2 separate regions of the Homo sapiens genome follow, and region 2 is linked to region 1. A link is a contact called in ENCODE Hi-C or POLR2A ChIA-PET data. All regions are on one chromosome and are shown on one strand. The core of a region is the stretch at or near the end of the contact, and the rest is flanking DNA. Distances in the headings are between cores, read along the strand shown. Region 1 holds the start of ADPRS (ADP-ribosylserine hydrolase). Region 2 holds the start of EVA1B (eva-1 homolog B).

What was found. Hi-C counts contacts between places; a loop is a spot of excess contacts on that map. ChIA-PET counts read pairs that join two places held with the same protein, here RNA polymerase II (POLR2A). Pooled maps may share reads with other maps.
Region 2: a loop to region 1 is called in a pooled map, with 2.8 times the contacts of the local background. The contact joins the promoter of EVA1B here to the promoter of ADPRS in region 1. A Hi-C loop is called at or near these places in 3 of 50 pooled maps. POLR2A ChIA-PET finds 5 or more read pairs at or near these places in 2 of 52 experiments (CD8-positive, alpha-beta memory T cell and H1).

Annotation. Positions count from the first base shown.
Region 1 is chr1:36,087,052-36,091,943 of GRCh38, reverse strand. It overlaps ADPRS (ADP-ribosylserine hydrolase), which reads right to left and starts at 3,052. Exons shown (of 6, transcript NM_017825.3): 1 at 2,829-3,052; 2 at 604-700; 3 at 119-326; 4 at 1-34. The coding sequence starts at 3,039. TEKT2 (tektin 2) reads right to left here. Exons shown (of 10, transcript NM_014466.3): 7 at 4,633-4,740; 8 at 4,362-4,505; 9 at 4,137-4,216; 10 at 3,669-3,971. The coding sequence ends at 3,758. RefSeq lists enhancers at 2,379-2,963, 2,964-3,549 and silencers at 2,605-3,034, 3,145-3,234.
Region 2 is chr1:36,322,112-36,327,003 of GRCh38, reverse strand. It overlaps EVA1B (eva-1 homolog B), which reads left to right and starts at 3,359. Exons shown (of 3, transcript NM_001304762.2): 1 at 3,359-3,545; 2 at 3,937-4,033; 3 at 4,279-4,892. The coding sequence starts at 3,967. The coding sequence ends at 4,709. It also overlaps a transcript of SH3D21 not described here. RefSeq lists silencers at 3,092-3,321, 3,412-3,771, 3,832-3,881, 3,972-4,161 and an enhancer at 3,206-4,090.

The DNA.
Region 1 (4,892 bases), core at 1,803-4,302:
AGGCGTGTGTCAGCTGGGCCGAGAGCCGGGCAAACTAGGGAGGAGGAGACCTGCTGTCACAGAAGCCCTGCTGCAGAAGAGGAAGGGGACAGCCCAGAAGCCAGCCCGCCCTGAATACCTTCTGCACATCCTGGACACTGCTATAGGCCAGGGAGATGCCAGCCACCCGCATGGCACCTCCATTGCCATAGGAGCCTTTCCCGTTAAACTGGGCCCGGGCAGGCTCAAAGACATCGCGACATTTGGGGTTCAGGAGCTTCTTGAAGACAGTGACTACTCCAGCACCATAGCCCCTGTCAGGGTCTTTCTTGTACTCCTGAGCAAATCTAGGGAACAGAAGGGGAGACAGAATTCAGATTTACAAGATGCCTCTAAGGGTTGGGAGAGAAGAAATCGAGGCTAGTTTGGAAAAAGAGAAAGCCTCGGGGGCCTAAGGAGCCTGCACCAGCAGTGCTGCTGTTTTAGCTTGGGAAGCTGTGCCAGCCTGACACAGGCTTCTGTGGAGGGTTGGGGGCGTGGACATGCACAAATGTCATTCCTCTGGTCAAGGGGTGCAATAACTTTCCCACCTGGTTTGCCTCAGCCCAGGACCATCCCCCTCACCTGTGAGCCATGTCCACCTCGTCAAAGGCCTCCTTGGCTAGCAGGGACTGCACCAGGGCCCTGGCCATGGCTGTGTCATCTGTGTAGTACAAGGCTTCTGTGGGGAGAGGAGGGAGGATGAGAGCCTCCTGCTCACCTTTGTTTTTTTTGTTGTTGTTTTTTGCTTTTTTTGGAGACAGAGTCTCGCTCTGTTGCCCAGACTGGAGTGCACTGGTGCAATCATGGCTCACTGCAGTCTTGAACTCCTGGGCTCAAGCTATCCTTCTGCCTCAGCCTCTCAAGTAGCTGGGACTATAGGCATGCATCATCACACCCAGCTACTTTTATTTTTTTGTAGAGACAGGGTCTCACTCTGTTGTCCAGACTGGTCTTGAATTCCTGGGCTCAAGCAATCCTCCTGCCTTGGCCTCCCAAAGAGCTGGGATTATAGGCCTGAGCCACTGTGCCTGGCCCTGCTCACCTTTTATTTTAGTTTATATTATTATTTTTTTGGTACAGGGTCTCACTCTGTTGCCTAAGCTGCAGTGCAGTGGTACGACCATGGCTCACTCCATCTCGACCTCCCAGGCTCAAGGAGCCTCTTGCCCCAGCCTCCCGAGTAGCTGGGACTACAGGTGCACACCACTGCGCCTGGCTTTTTTTTTTTTTTTTTTTTTTTTTTGTAGAGATGGAGTTTCATCCTGTTGCCAGGCTGGTCTCAAACTCTTGGGCTCAAGTGGACTCTCCCAAAGCGCTGGGATTACAGTTGTGGCTACGGCACCCAGCCTCTACTCATGTTTCAGAGTTACCACATCTAAAATGACCTCAAATCAGTTTCTCACTCCCATTCACTTTCGTGGGCCTGGGAAGCCTTAGGATCTCAGCAATGGGATTTTCAGCAATTCTTTATTCCAAGTCAGTCCTGCTGCTTTCTATTTTATGTATTTATTTATTATGAGCCTACATCATGGTTTGATCTTCTGATTTCTGAAAGAAAACTTCCATCCCCTTGTGGCTGCCATCCTTGCAGCTCCAGTCTTTTTGTTTTTGTTTTGTTTTTCTTTTTTATAGACAGGATCTTGCCATGTTGCCCAGGCTAGTCTCGAACTCCTGGACTTAAGCGATGATCCTTCCACCTCAGTCTCTGGAGTAGCTGGGATTATAGGTGTGCGCCACCATACCCAGATTGAAAATGATAGTTTCTGGATCCAGATCTCCTCCTACTTCACTTCTCTGGAGCACACCACCAGTGATCAGTGTCTTCATTTTGAAATTCTTTTCCTAGGTTTCGTTGATAGCCACTCCTGCTTCTCCTCCTATCAAACTGTTTCCTTCCCTAATCCCCTTCCCTCCCTCCCTCCCTCTTAATTACCGGTGTTCTCCAGGGTTCTGACCATGGCCCTTTCTTCTTACTATGCTACCTGCTCTCCAAGAAGATTCACCTCCTCTGCTTGACCTCACACCTGCTACCTGAGCCGGGATCTGAGCCCACAAGGGAAGGGAAGTTAGTTTTACAGGCGAGACAGCGCATGCAAACGCCTGGCCTAGAGGAATCATGGTGTGAGGAACCGAAGAGCAGAAAGCAAGGCCAAGGCTGGCGGAAAACGAAACTGCAGACGTGTGGGAGGGCCGGACCACGTCGGACACGTTAAGGAATGTGGCTCTGTACTAAGGGTAATGGGAAATCACAGCAGGGTTTTAGGCAGGGGAGGACGCGATTAGAGTCAGGCTTCCAAAGCACGCCTTGCGGGGTGGAGAACGGGCTGGTGGTATACTGACTCTAGAGAACCGGGAAAAAGAGGTCAAGTCGGCAAGGGTGGACAGACAGTCCCCGACTTAGGATGGTTCAACTTAAGTTTTTTTCGGCTTTCTGATAACGCTGATACGCATTCATAGGCTCCTCGACGTCCGATGGGGCTGCGTCCAGATAAAACGGTCGTCTAAGCTGAAAGCGCACTTTCCACTTCAGGTATTTTCAACTTACGATGGGTTTATCCACACCCTGCACGGTTGAGGCCCCGGTGCTGCCACGCCCCGAGCACGGGATGTTCGGGGCGAGACGTCTATAAGGCCGGAGATCGCACTGGCACTCGCTGAGCTCAAGCTGTCTGCGGGTCATCCGGCTCTGGCCCCGGTGCCCTCGGCAGCCTCATCCCCGCGCACCCCCGACCCGTCGCCCCCGGAGGCTCCGCGCCCCTTCGGCCTCCCTCCCGCACGGCCTCTGACTTGCGCCCGGCCCCGCCCACCTGTCCGCTCACTCCCGGGCGTGCCGGGGTCCGGCTCCAGACTCTGGACATGACGCAGGACTGACGTCAGGTCGACGGTGTCGTGGGCCTCGTAGAAGGAGCCCACGCAGTCCCCGAGCAGCGCGCCAGCCAGGCAGCCTCGGAAGCGCGAGAGGGAGCGGGCCGCGCCAGCCCCTCCACCTGCCGCTGCCGCCATCGCCGCTGCGGCCATCCGCGCGCAGACTGCTCGCCACTTCCGGTGCCGCCCTCACAGTTTCCCTACTTCCGTCCGCAGCGCTCCCTGGGGCCTAGAGTTTCCACTCCGCCGCCAGGCCCACAGCGCCGCCCAGCGGCCCGGAGTCGCGGCGCCGCGCACTTCCCGCCAGCCTGTGCTTTGAGTCTCGGTTTTCCGCTCCTCACCACTGGGCTAACTGGGTGGGAAGGCCACTATGGGGTCTCCGGGGGATGGGCACTGAGCCAGACCATTGGATCACTGCAGCCCACACTGCCTTCCGCAGGCGAGCAACCCTAACTCCGCACCCCCAGCCGGCCCTCCCCACCGAGGCCGGGACCACCCCCAAGCCCTCCCACCGGGCCCTTGCCCCCTGTGGGCCTCCCTTAAGCATCAGGAGGGCGGACCAGGGGCCAACTGGGACACAGCCAGGTAGAGGCCGCGCTGCTGCAGCCCAGGAGTGCTGACCCAGCCCAGAGAGGGGTGCCCTGAGGGGAGGGAAAGAACTGGATTTGGTACATGGAGTTCGGAGGAATAGTGTTCCCCATCTTTGCTCCTCCATAGACAGGAGGGTGTTCAAGAACCCTCTCCCTGCTGGCTACATACAGTGGGGCAGAGAACAGCCGGCCTGAGATCCTCTGCATTTATTCCATTCATTTCTCTCCTCCCTCCTTCCATTGCCCACCCAACCCTGCCCTCCTCCTGCAGTCCTCCAAGGCTAGGCCAGCTCCAGCTGGCAGCTTTTGAGTGGACTCAGGGTGCTATTTGTGGTACGTGTGAAGGTGTCCACCTCAGGCACGAACCTCTCAGCAGGCACGGTCAGCTTGCGCCGTGTGTCCATGCACTTGGTGTCCAGCAGCATGGAGTTGGCCTTGCAGGCAATGTCAGCCTGCAGCCGGGCCAGGTGCTTGCACAGGGCGTCCAGTGCGTCCCTAGGGAAGGACATTGACAACCCCCCAGCCCCCATGAGGCTGGGAGGCCTGGGCTGCGTGCATAGCCTTCAGTCAGGAAGACAGCCCCAGGGAGCCAGCAGCCAGCAAGAGGCCCCATTTGTGGGCAGCGTCTCACTGCTCCTTCCGCCCACTCCCGAGACCTACTGTGCTTGCGCCAGCTTCTGCTTCAGGGCAGCGATGGTTGCCTCTAGCTGGTGAACCTCGTCGGTGAGGCCGTACTGTGCCTGGAGGCAGAGGGGTTGGGAGTTCCAAGTCAGCCACACTGTCCTTTACCTGAGTGCTGCCCCTTGACAGCAGTGCCCTTGCTCCATCAGGAATATGAGAAAACCTTGGCTAGGGGGCCCGTGCGCCACTGGGACACCCTCTCACCTGGTCCCGGCAGAGTTCCACGTTGGGCCGGTAGGTTCTGGCCTCTAGCCGGGTATGGGACAGCTTCAGGCTCAGGAGCTTTGTGCGCAGATCCTCCTCCAGGTGCCGGATGTCCTCCTGCAGCTCAGCGATCTCCTCCAAGGTCTGCAGGGGACAGAGTGACTGGTTTCCACCTGCTGGACTCACGTGCATGCCTGGTCCAGTGCCTCCTGGCGGGGGCATGCGGCTTCTCATCCCACAGCAGGAAGTCCAGGCCCCTGGAGATGCTCACATTCTTCTCTTGCCACTTGAGCTCACTGTACACTTTCTCCATCTCCCGCAGCCGCTTCCTGAAGGCAAATTCCGTTGCAACTCTCTGGGCTTCAAGCTCGTTGTTGGTCTGAAGGAGAAAACACAGGGCAAGGGGAGGGTCTACACTCAGGGCTGCCTGAGGATATTACTCAAGCGAGGGGCAGGGGGCCACATGCACAGCAGGGAACAGAAGATAAGGGCTGAGCGCACACTGGGACCATCCATTAGCTGTGGGTGGCC
Region 2 (4,892 bases), core at 2,110-4,609, 230 kb before region 1:
TCTTATGTGGTAAGGACTCTCAAATATCATTTTCAGCCAGATTCCTGGGGGTTCTACTTGCATTGCCAACACCTGCACCTGGATATCTAATGGACATTTCAAGTCTAACCTATCTACAGTGAAACTGACTACCCCCAAACCTGCTTCCCCACATGGGCTTTCCTCAGGTGCCCCAGCCCAGTATGAAAGTGTTCTAAACTCCTCTCTCCCTCACATTCAAGTCCAGTGCAGGAACTCCCTTCAGAACACCACCTGAGTCTGAGCCCTCTCGCCTCTCCACCGGCCCCGCCCTCACTGGCTTGGACAGCTGCCAGCCTACTCACCACCCTCCCTGCTCCCCTTCTTGCCCACAGTGGCCCACCCTACACTGAGCCACCACAGGGATCTTTCCAAAATGTGTCACAGGGCCATGACACTCCCCTGCTCAACGCTCCAGGAGCTCCCCACCACACTTACATTAAAAACCAAGCTCCTGGCCGGGCACGGTGGCTCACACCTGTAATTCCAGCACTTTGGAGGCCAAGGTGGGCAGATCACCTGAGGTCAGAAGTTCGAGACCAGCCTGACCAACATGGAGAAACCCCATCTCTACTAAAAATACAAAATTAGCAGGGTGTGGTTGTGCATGCCTGTAATCCCAGCTACTCGGGAGGCTGAGGCAGGAGAATCACTCGAATCCGGGAGACAGAGGTTGCAGTGAGCAGAGATCGCGCCTTTGTACTCCAGCCTGGGCAACAAGAGTGAAACTCCGTCTCAAAAAAAAAAAAAAGAAAGAAAGAAAGAAAAAGCTCATCAACAAGGCCATCGAGTCCCTGCACGGGCAGCCCCTGCCACTCTCCCCTGCACCCACACACCATCTGCGTGGCTTTCTTCCCTTGGAGGGAGGTATCCCAAGCATGTTCTTACTCCTGCCCAGACACTCTCCCCAGATCCTGGCACAGCTGCCTCCTCCTTAGGATTCAGGTCTCACTGTGGATGTCCCTGTGAGAGCCACTCCCAGGTGTTGTCCATCGCATTACCCTATCCTGTCATGCCCCCCAGCACTTAGAAGCATCTGAGATTATCTTCTATTGTTTCTCCAATTTAGTGTCAGCTCCATGAGGGCAAGGATTTGTGTCTGTTCTGTTTATTGTTAAATCCCCATTAAAACTATTCCTCAGGGCTGGGCGCGGTGGCTCACGCCCGTAATCCCTGCACTTTGGGAGGTCAAGGCAGGTGGATCACGAGGTCAGCAGATCGAGACCATCCTGGCTAACATGGTGAAACCCGGTCTCTACTAAAAATACAAAAAATTAGCCAGGCGTGGTGGCAGGCGCCTGTAGTCCCAGCTACTTGGGAAGCTGAGGCAGGAGAATGGCATGAACCTGGGAGGCAGAGCTTGCAGTGAGCCGAGATCGCGCCACTGCACTCCAGCCTGGGTGACAGAGCGAGACTCCGTCTCAAAAACAAAAACAAACAACAAAAAAAAAACTGTCCCTCAGTATTCTCAGGGGATTGGCTCCATGACCTCCCTCCCATAGACACCAAAATCCAAGGATCCTCAAGTCCTTGATGTAAAATAAATTGGTTCAGTATTTGCATTTAACCTATACACATCCTCCTGTATACTTTAAATCATCTCTTGATTACTTATAATATCTAATATAATGTAACCGCTATGAAAATACACTATTGGCCGGCATGATGGCTCACACTTGTAATCCCAGCACTTTGGGAGGCTGAGGTGGGTGGATCACTTGAGCCCAGGAGTTCAAGACCAGCCTGGGCAACATGGCAAAACCCCATCTCTACAAAAATTAGCCAGGCATGGTGGTGCACGCCTGTGGTCCCTCCCAGCTACTTGGGAGAATGAGATGGGAGGCTCACTTGAGCCCAGGAGGTAAAGGTTGTGAATGAGCTGAGATAGCACCTCTGTACTCCAGCCTGGGTGACAGAGTGAGACCCTGTCTCAAAGAAAAAAAATTAAATATATCTATTGTTTAGGAAATAATGATAAGAAAAAAAGTCTGTACATGTTCAGCACAGATGCAATTTTGGTTTTGAATATTTTTGATGCAAAGTTGGTTAAACCCACAGATGCTGTGGACTAGACTAGGAAGTGCTAGGCATACACAGTATTTGTTGACTAGTGGCTGCACAGATTTATATACAGACATACCCGCCCCCACAACAATACTCAAATACATCACATTAATAGACAAATATACAGATGTGGGCAAAAATACCTGCCCGCACATTCACAGAACACACTAAACAGTCACAAAGACACCCAGGAGTCCCTTTTCCATCCCCATAGGAGTCAGTCCTAGTCCTCCCCCATCTAGATCTGCCCTCTACTTGAACCCAGTCTCGGGACTGGGGGAGTAGGGGTCTGCAGCCCGGACAGGGAGAGGGTCGCTGGCCCACAGGCCTCAGGCAGCGCCTTCAGCTATGTCTGCAATTTCCTCTCCCCCTTTCCTCCTCCTCTCTAAGGCTCCCGCCAAGGCGGCCTCCCCCTCATTCTAGCTCCAGCAAGGGAGGGGAGGTCCATGATGGGGGGGCCCCGTGGAGACAGGGCAGAAGGAAGCCCCCCGCCACACACACTGATCACACACCACATTGCATGCACAAGCCCAGGTGGGAAATGCGTGTGTGAGCACAGGCAGGTTTAGCCTTGGGGTGGGGGACGGGATGGGGTGGGATCTGCCACAAGCCGCCACAAGCTGCTTGGTGCACAAGAGCGCAGGAGCTCGCAGGCACAGAGGCCCCACGCTGGGGTCTGCGAGACTGCTGGCCGGGCCCTGGCTCAAAGCTGGAGTCCAACAATCATTAACCCTGCGTGACTAGACCAGAGCTCGGCCAGGGGACACATTCAAGCCTGGGCCCTGGAAGGAGGGGTGGACAGTCCCCTCCCTTCCAGTCCAGCATGGGTCTGGGGAAGAGAAGCAGCTTTGCCTGGAAGGGGCCTCCTAGGAGGGGGAGCGGTGGTTTCTAGCTCAGGCTTTAGGATCAGAGAGCAGCAGATTCAAATCCTGACGGTTTTGGTAAAGTCAATTCAATCTCTCCAAGACTCCGTTTATTTGATCTGCGAAGTGGGGATAATGGTATCACGTCGCAGGGTTGTCAGGCGGAGTAAGTGAAAGAACCTGTCCAAGGTTTAGCCCTTGGCCCGCACGCAGGCAGAGCTCCAGCCTCTCTGTTGTTGCTGTTAGTGGCCTGGGGGCGGGTCCCTGCCGCGGCCTCCCCGGCGGTTTCCTGTGGGGGACGGACGGCCCGCGGGCCGGGCTCTCCCTCCTCCCGGCTGCCCGCTCCTCTCCCCTTCCTCTCCCAGCCCTTTTCCTCCCCGCCTCCCCGCCCGCCCCGCCCCGCCCCGTCCCTCCTCTTTCCTCGGAGGAAACTTTCCGCCGGCTGGTCCCTCGGTCCGTGTCCCGCCCGTGCTGCCGCGGCCTGGGAGCCCAGCGGGGCCGGAGGGGCGGCGGGACCCGAGCGGGCGGGGGCGGCCGGACCCAGTGTATGCGGCCGCGGGACGCGCTGGGGCCGGGCAGCCGGGAAGCGGGGCGCTGACGGTGAGTGGGCCTGGCCCCGGGCCGGTGGGTCCCCGCGGGGCGGCCGGGCGAGGAGAGAGGCAGCTTCCCTTCCCGGAGCCCGCCTGGGGCGTGGAGGCTCAGCGTCCCTATCCTCCATCCCGCCCCGGGACGGCGGAACCGGGCCTCAGCTGGGGACCTCACCAGGGGGCGGGGCCTCCCGCGGTCCCCGGCGCTGCTCCCAGGACTGGAGGGGCGTCCGCGCCCGGGAGAGGGGTTCCCCCCGACAGGGCCCCGGGCCGCCACGAAGTTAGGGAAGCGCTCTCTCCAGGGTGGAACCTGGGCCCGCGGCTCCCGGGAGAGGAGCTGCCCGCGGAAGGGGTCGGGGTGGGCTCCAGGCTGGGAGAAGGATCTGACTTTGCTGACCTCGCAGGCTGGTAGGGGAGCTGCCCCCCAGAGCAGCATGGATGCCCCGCGAAGGGACATGGAGTTGCTCAGCAACAGCCTGGCTGCCTACGCGCACATCCGCGGTGAGGGCGGGCGCCGGAAGACTGGGGGCCTGAACCCTTCCCTGACCACCATCCCCTTCCCTCCCCAGCGCCTTGTCCGTCCCCTCCGCCCCGCTCCCCGCCCTCTTGCCCGCTGGCGGTTCCCTAATGCCCTTCGAGTAGGGGTTACAGGCCTCGCCCCCACACCTAGAACCTGGGGTCTTTCGGAAGTGGGACAACCCCCACCCGTCCGGGCCTCTCCGTGACCCCCGCCCTGTGCCCCGCAGCCAACCCCGAGAGCTTCGGCCTCTACTTCGTGCTGGGCGTCTGCTTCGGCCTGCTGCTCACCCTCTGCCTGCTCGTCATCAGCATCTCGTGGGCGCCCCGCCCGCGGCCCCGGGGCCCGGCTCAGCGCCGGGACCCCCGCAGCAGCACCCTGGAGCCCGAGGACGACGACGAGGACGAGGAGGACACGGTGACTCGGCTGGGCCCCGACGACACGCTGCCGGGCCCCGAGCTGTCCGCAGAGCCGGACGGGCCCCTCAACGTCAACGTCTTCACGTCGGCGGAGGAGCTGGAGCGGGCGCAGCGGCTGGAGGAGCGCGAACGGATCCTGCGGGAGATCTGGCGCACCGGGCAGCCGGACCTGCTGGGCACAGGCACGCTGGGGCCCAGCCCCACGGCCACGGGCACCCTGGGCCGCATGCACTATTACTGATGGGCCCCGGCTCCCGCTGCAAGGCGCTCGGGGTACCGGACCTGCACATGAGCTCAGAGCTACCCCACACCTTCGGACTGCCTCGGCCCCCACAGCTCCCAGGTGCTACTGGGCGTGGACCGCCACCCCCTGAGAGGCTCCCTTCCCCAGTCCTGCCAGAAGACCCCGGGGGCGGGGAGGGGG